2 separate regions of the Homo sapiens genome follow, and region 2 is linked to region 1. Evidence: read pairs that join two places in POLR2A ChIA-PET (ENCODE). Cell type or tissue: GM12878. All regions are shown on one strand. Links, peaks and the distances in the headings refer to the core of each region. The heading gives the core; the rest is flanking DNA. Region 1 overlaps ARMH1 (armadillo like helical domain containing 1). Region 2 overlaps ZSWIM5 (zinc finger SWIM-type containing 5).

What was found. ChIA-PET counts read pairs that join two places held together with the same protein. Peaks named below come from ENCODE experiments on the same cell type or tissue, not always from the same donor. Only the 100,000 strongest peaks of a DNase experiment are listed, where the experiment ranks them.
Region 2: POLR2A ChIA-PET joins it to region 1 with 10 read pairs; 6 of 35 experiments call an interaction of 5 or more read pairs at or near these places.

What each region holds. Positions count from the first base shown.
Region 1 is chr1:44,712,050-44,714,862 of GRCh38, reverse strand. The region is part of intron 6 of ARMH1 (armadillo like helical domain containing 1); the gene reads right to left. The region is part of intron 2 of LOC105378690 (a long non-coding RNA gene); the gene reads left to right. Among named protein-coding and RNA genes, the nearest start is that of RNU5F-1, 8.4 kb to the left of the region's middle. RefSeq lists a silencer at 1,726-1,785. In GM12878, for the core only: no CTCF peak of the experiment used is centred there; a DNase peak (open chromatin) is centred at 1,394; H3K4me3 peaks cover 1,018 bases; H3K27ac peaks cover 1,506 bases.
Region 2 is chr1:45,039,947-45,042,759 of GRCh38, reverse strand. It overlaps ZSWIM5 (zinc finger SWIM-type containing 5), which reads left to right. Exons shown (of 14, transcript NM_020883.2): 7 at 2,222-2,368. Among named protein-coding and RNA genes, the nearest start is that of UROD, 29 kb to the right of the region's middle. In GM12878, for the core only: no CTCF peak of the experiment used is centred there; no DNase peak of the experiment used is centred there.

The DNA.
Region 1 (2,813 bases), core at 279-2,778:
GGTTGGGCAACATCGTGAGATCCCATCTCTAAAAAGAATTAAAAAAAAAATTAGCCAGGCATAGTGGCATGTGCCTGTAGTCCCAGCTACTTACTTGAGCCCAGGAGGTTGAGGCTGCAGTGAGCCGTGCATGCGCCACTGCACTCCAGCCTAGGTGACAGAACAAGGCCCTGCCTCAAGAAAAAAGGAAGAGACCAGTGTCAGCCATCTTCCTGACATTCTGTAATTAATTCTGTCTCTGATTTCTGTATACCCTGCTACCTTTTTTTTTTTTTTTGAGACGGAGTTTCACTCTTGTTGCCCAGGCCGGAGTGCAATGGCGTGATCTCAGCTCACCGCAACCTCCGCCTCCCGGGTTCAAGGGATTCTCCTGCCTCAGCCTCCCAAGTAGCTGGGATTACAGGCATGCACCACCACGCCCGGCTAATTTTGTATTTTTAGTAGAGAAGGGGTTTCTCCATGTTGGTCAGGGTGGTCTCGAACTTCCGACCTCAGGTGATCTGCCGGCCTCGGCCTCCCAAAGTGCTGAGATTACAGGCATGAGCCACCAGGCCTGGCCCCTGCTCCCTCTTTTTTTTTTTTTTCTTTTTTTTGAGACGGAGTCTCGCTCTGTCACCCAGGCTGGAGTGCAGTGGTGCAATCTCGGCTCACTGCAAGCTCCGCCTCCCAGGTTCACGCCATTCTACTGCCTCAGCCTCCCAAGTAGCTGGGACTACAAGCACCCGCCACCACGCCCGGCTAATTTTTTTTGTATTTTTAGTAGAGACAGGGTTTCATCGTGTTAGCCAGATGGTCTAGATCTCCTGACCTCGTGATCCGCCGGCCTCCCAAAGTGCTGGGTACATGCGTGAGCCACTGCGTCAGGCCCCCTGCTACCTCTCTAACTACATTCTGTTCAAAGCTCAATGTTGAAACAATAAAAATATATTTTATGCACACCTTTTGTTTTTAAAGCCAGGCAACAAAGTAACTAATGTATGTGCTATGGTGGTATTTTTATTGCTGGACAAAGAATTACTATGGTGTGTCTTCCACTGGTATCTGCTTTCACCCAGCCCAACCAGTCCGTGTACTGATGTTTTGAACTATCCCTGAGACTCGAGTCAAGCACCAGTGTCCTCAAAAAGGACGCAGTATAAGGCAAGGGCAGGATGCAGATGTTTTGAGGGGCAGGCAAATGGGGAAGTTAGAAATAAGATTTCCCCCCAAGATTTTCACTTAAATCCCCTGGAAGACTGTTTTATAGACTTTTATAAACGCTGAATAAAGTGTCACAGTTGAAGTGCTCATATACTTTTGGGGAAGTAATGCATCTTTTAAAAATAGCAGGTTTTTATGTGAAAGTCTCCCTCAGTGTCAGAGCCTTCTGACTGCTGTTCAATGAAGCTGTACAGGACAGGTGGCCTCTTATACAGCAGGAAAGGCTAAAATTACTGCCCATGTCAGCTGAGAAGTACAAAGCAGGGCCGGGTGCAGTGACTCATACCTGTAATCCCAGCACTTTGGGAGCCCGAGGCAGGTGGATCGCTTGAGCCCAGGAGTTGGAGACCAGCCTGGCCAACATGGTGAAACCCCATCCCCGCTAAAAATATGAAAATTAGCCAGGCATGGTGCTGCATGCTTGTGGTCCCAGCTACTCGGGAGGCTGAGGCACGAAAATTGCTTGAATCCAGGAGGTGTAGGTTGCAGTGAGCCAAGATCATGCCACTGCACTTCAGCCTGGGTGACAAAGCAAGACTGTCTCAAAAAAAAAAAAAAAAAAAAAGGCCGGGCGCAGTAGCTCTTGCCATTGCACTCCAGCCTGGGTGACAGAGCGAGACTCCGTCTTAAAAAAAAAAAAAGTGCAAAGCAAAGGCATAACGTTCTGTAAGGCAAAAACACTAGTTTTTAAATGAGACCCAGGTGGTGCAGTGGCTCACGCCTGTAATCCTAGCACTTTAGGAGGCTGAGGCGGGTATATCACCTGAGGTTAGGAGTTTGAGACCAGTCTGACCAACACGGTGAAACCCTGTCTCTACTGAAGTTATAAAAATTAGCTGGGCGTGGTGGCACATGCCTGTAATCCCAGCTTCTTGGGAGGCTGAGGCAGGAGAATCGCTTGAACCTCGGAGGCAGAGGTTCCAGTGAGCCAAGATCGCACCACTGCACTCCAGCCTGGGCAACAGAGCAAGACTCCATCTCAAAAAAAAAAAAAGAAAAAAGAAGAAATCCTGATGTATTTGCTTAACCCTGTGAGGGGTATGAAGCTAAGAAAACATAATTTTAAAAATATGGTTTACTGTAATCTTAACAATGTTGTCTGTCCTTTTTTTTTTTTTTTTTTTTTTGCGGTTCCCTGTAGCTGGGACCACAGGTGTGAGCCACCATGCCCAGCTAATTTTTGTAGTTTTAGTAGAGACAGAGTTTCATGGAGTTTCACTCTTGTTGCCCACTCTGGAGTGCTGTGGCACGATCTCGGCTCACTGCAACCTCTGCCTCCCAGGTTCAAGTGATTCTCCTACCTCAACCTCCCAAGTAGCTGGGATTACAGGCTCCTGCCACATATCCAGATAATTTTTGTATTTTTAGTAGAGAGAGGATTTCACCTTGTTGCCCAGGCTGGTCTCGAACTCCTGGCCTCAGGTGATCCGCCCGCCTTGGATTCCCAAAGTTCTGGGATTACAGGTGAGAGCCCCTGCGCCCAGCCAGGTCTCAAACTCTTGGCCTCAAGTGATCTGCCCGCCTCGGGCTCCCAAAGTGCTGGGATTAAAAGGGTGTCCTTGGGTTTTTATCTACTTCTCAAAGCTGGTAAAAACAAGGCAAGTCTTGTTCTA
Region 2 (2,813 bases), core at 261-2,760, 330 kb before region 1:
TCGTTCATGATAACAGGATAGAGCTGTTTCATTGTGAGTTTAAACCCTCCTCTGAAATAGTTTCCTGGCTTTCCCTCAATCAACCTGTCCCTGACTTTATCAAAGGATACCCATTTCAAAAGAGACATTCTTTTTAAAATATTCATTTTCCAAGCCTTACAGCAATGACATACATTTTCATTGTCTTCTCCCAATTCCCTGCCTCCATCTCTCACACCATATCTTTGTCTTGCTCAAGATTTTGCTGAATCTAGATATGCCCCTCTCTCTCTTGAAAGCAATAGCCAGACTCACCGTGTCACCACCTGAAGTTTCCTCTGATCATCTTTCTTCTCCTGTGATCCAGCACTTCTGAAACGTAAATCTAATAAGCATGTGAAAGAATATACATCTCATTAACAAAGATGCAAATTAAAACAACACTGAGCATTTTTTGATTTTCAAATGGTCAGGTGTTTTTAATTAAGATAATTAGTTTCTGGTGTGGGAGAGGTTACATGGAGCTAGGTACTCTCATTTACTACTTATAGGAGTGTAAATACTTAGTCTTTCTGAAGGGTATTTCTTCTTATCAAAAGCCTTAAAATATGTTCATCCCATGTGATCCAGGAATTCTACATGTAGGAATTTATCCTGAGCCATAATTAACTAAGGATATGCATATAGCTAAGGGGCTCATTACAGCATGGATAAAAATAAGGTACAGATGAGAAAAATTGGGAACCATATAAATGTCCAACAATAGGGGATTGATTAGCTCAATAGATATACATGTATTCACCAGAATTATATGTAATCATTTTTAATGTTATAGATGTATATTTGATAACATGGAAAAATATTTACAATGTGTTATTAAGTGGAAAGGCCAGTTACAAAACAGTAAGTATAATACCATCCCATTTTTAGTAAAAACTTACTAGGCTGGGCGCAGTGGCTCACGCCTGTAATCCCAGCACATTGAGAGGCTGAGGTGGGTGGATCACCTGAGGTCAGGAGTTTGAGACCAGCCTGGCCAACATGGTGAAACCCTGTCTCTACTTAAAATACTAGAAATTATCCGGGTGTGGTGGCACACATCGGTAATCCCAGCTACTCAGGAGGCTGAGGCAGGAGAATTGCTTGGACCTGGGAGGCGGAGGTTGCAGTGAGCGGAGATCACACCACTGTACTCCAGTCTGGGTGACAGAGTGAGACTCCATCTAAAAAAAAAAAAAAGTTACTAGAAAAGTGTGAGTAAATATACATGACACTGGAAAGAGTGATTATTTCTGATTTTTATTTTATATTTCTTTATATGTATTTTCAAATTTTCCGCAATTCTATAATTTTTAATTTTATCTTTAAGAAAAAAAGCACAAAATAAACCATAAAGCTTGTTATAGTTACTCACCTATTTGTAAGTCTTTGGTTTGGTAGTCTTCCATTATCCCTAAGGTAAATTCAAACTCCATAGAATGGCATTCACAGCTGTTTACATTCCAGACTCTACCTTTTCCAGGCTATCTTAGGCCACATAACATAATTCTAACTACATGGAACTATTTGCCATACTCTGAAGATGGATGCTATTAATATATTGAATAATTTTTATGCTTTTACAATATGCCCTTGCTTATGTTTCCTTTGTCAGGAATGTCTTTCCCTGTTTGTCTACCTGTTTGAAATCTTACTTGTCCTTCAAAGCACAGCTCAAATATTATTTTCTCTCTGTATATATTTCTATCATGTTACTTCTTTTTAGCTGCTTTATAATTACATTTATGTATCATTTGTGAGCTCTTTGAGGGCAATGACCATTTCCTATTCATCTTTGTACTTTCTTTGCCCAGCATACTCCCTGGCATTTAATAGGTTTTCAGGAAATGTAGGATTAATTAAATGAATGAGACTTTTCCCATTAGGCAGTTAGTTGCTACCTCCATTGGTTTCCCATAGTATAATATATGTTTGCAAAGAGAAACTACATTTTATTATCCTACTTGTGTGTCCCTTTCTACACCATAGACCACGCTGAGGCTGCAAGGTAGCTCTTTCAAGATATCACCTGTGATTTATTCAACTTTTTATATCCTTAAAGATAAAGACACAGTTCCTGGTATACAGTAGGTGTCAGGTTGAATTTGAGGAACTGGACTGAATACAAACTCTCTTTGTCAGGTATAAATTTTCCTGACTTGAAATTTTAACTAGACCAAAATATCTTCTTCTTACTTGGTAGAGCATGTGCCTACAGCCTGTGCTCGAGTTGACGCCCTGCGTTCCCATGGTTATCCAAAAGAGGCCCTCAGACTCACAGTGGCCATTATTAATACTCTGAGGTTGCAGCAGCAGCGGCAACTGGAAATCTACAAGCATCAGAAGAAAGGTATAGTAATTAGGAGCCATCTAACCCCCTTAGGCCCAAAGCTGATGAGGATCCTCAGGGGATACAAGGCCCAGAAGAACTAGGGAATTCCGGGTCATTCTCCTTGCTGTGTGGAATGCCTCACTTTATCTTTATGAATGTCAGTTTTCTCATCTGTTCATTTGGGAATAATACCTGTTTGCCTCCCTCATAAGGCAGTTAGAAGGCTCATTAAGATCTGGTATGAGAAGACCATTTTTAAACTCTAAAGCTGTGGACAGGCATGGTGATTCACACCTATAATCCCAGCACTTTGGGAGGCCCAGGTAGGAGGATTGCTTGAGGCCAGGAGTTTGAGACCAGCCTGGGCAACATGGTGAGACCCTATCTTTACAAAAATAAAATAAAGGCCAGGCATGGTGGCTTACGCCTGTAATCCCAGCACTTTGGGAGGCCGAGGCAGGCA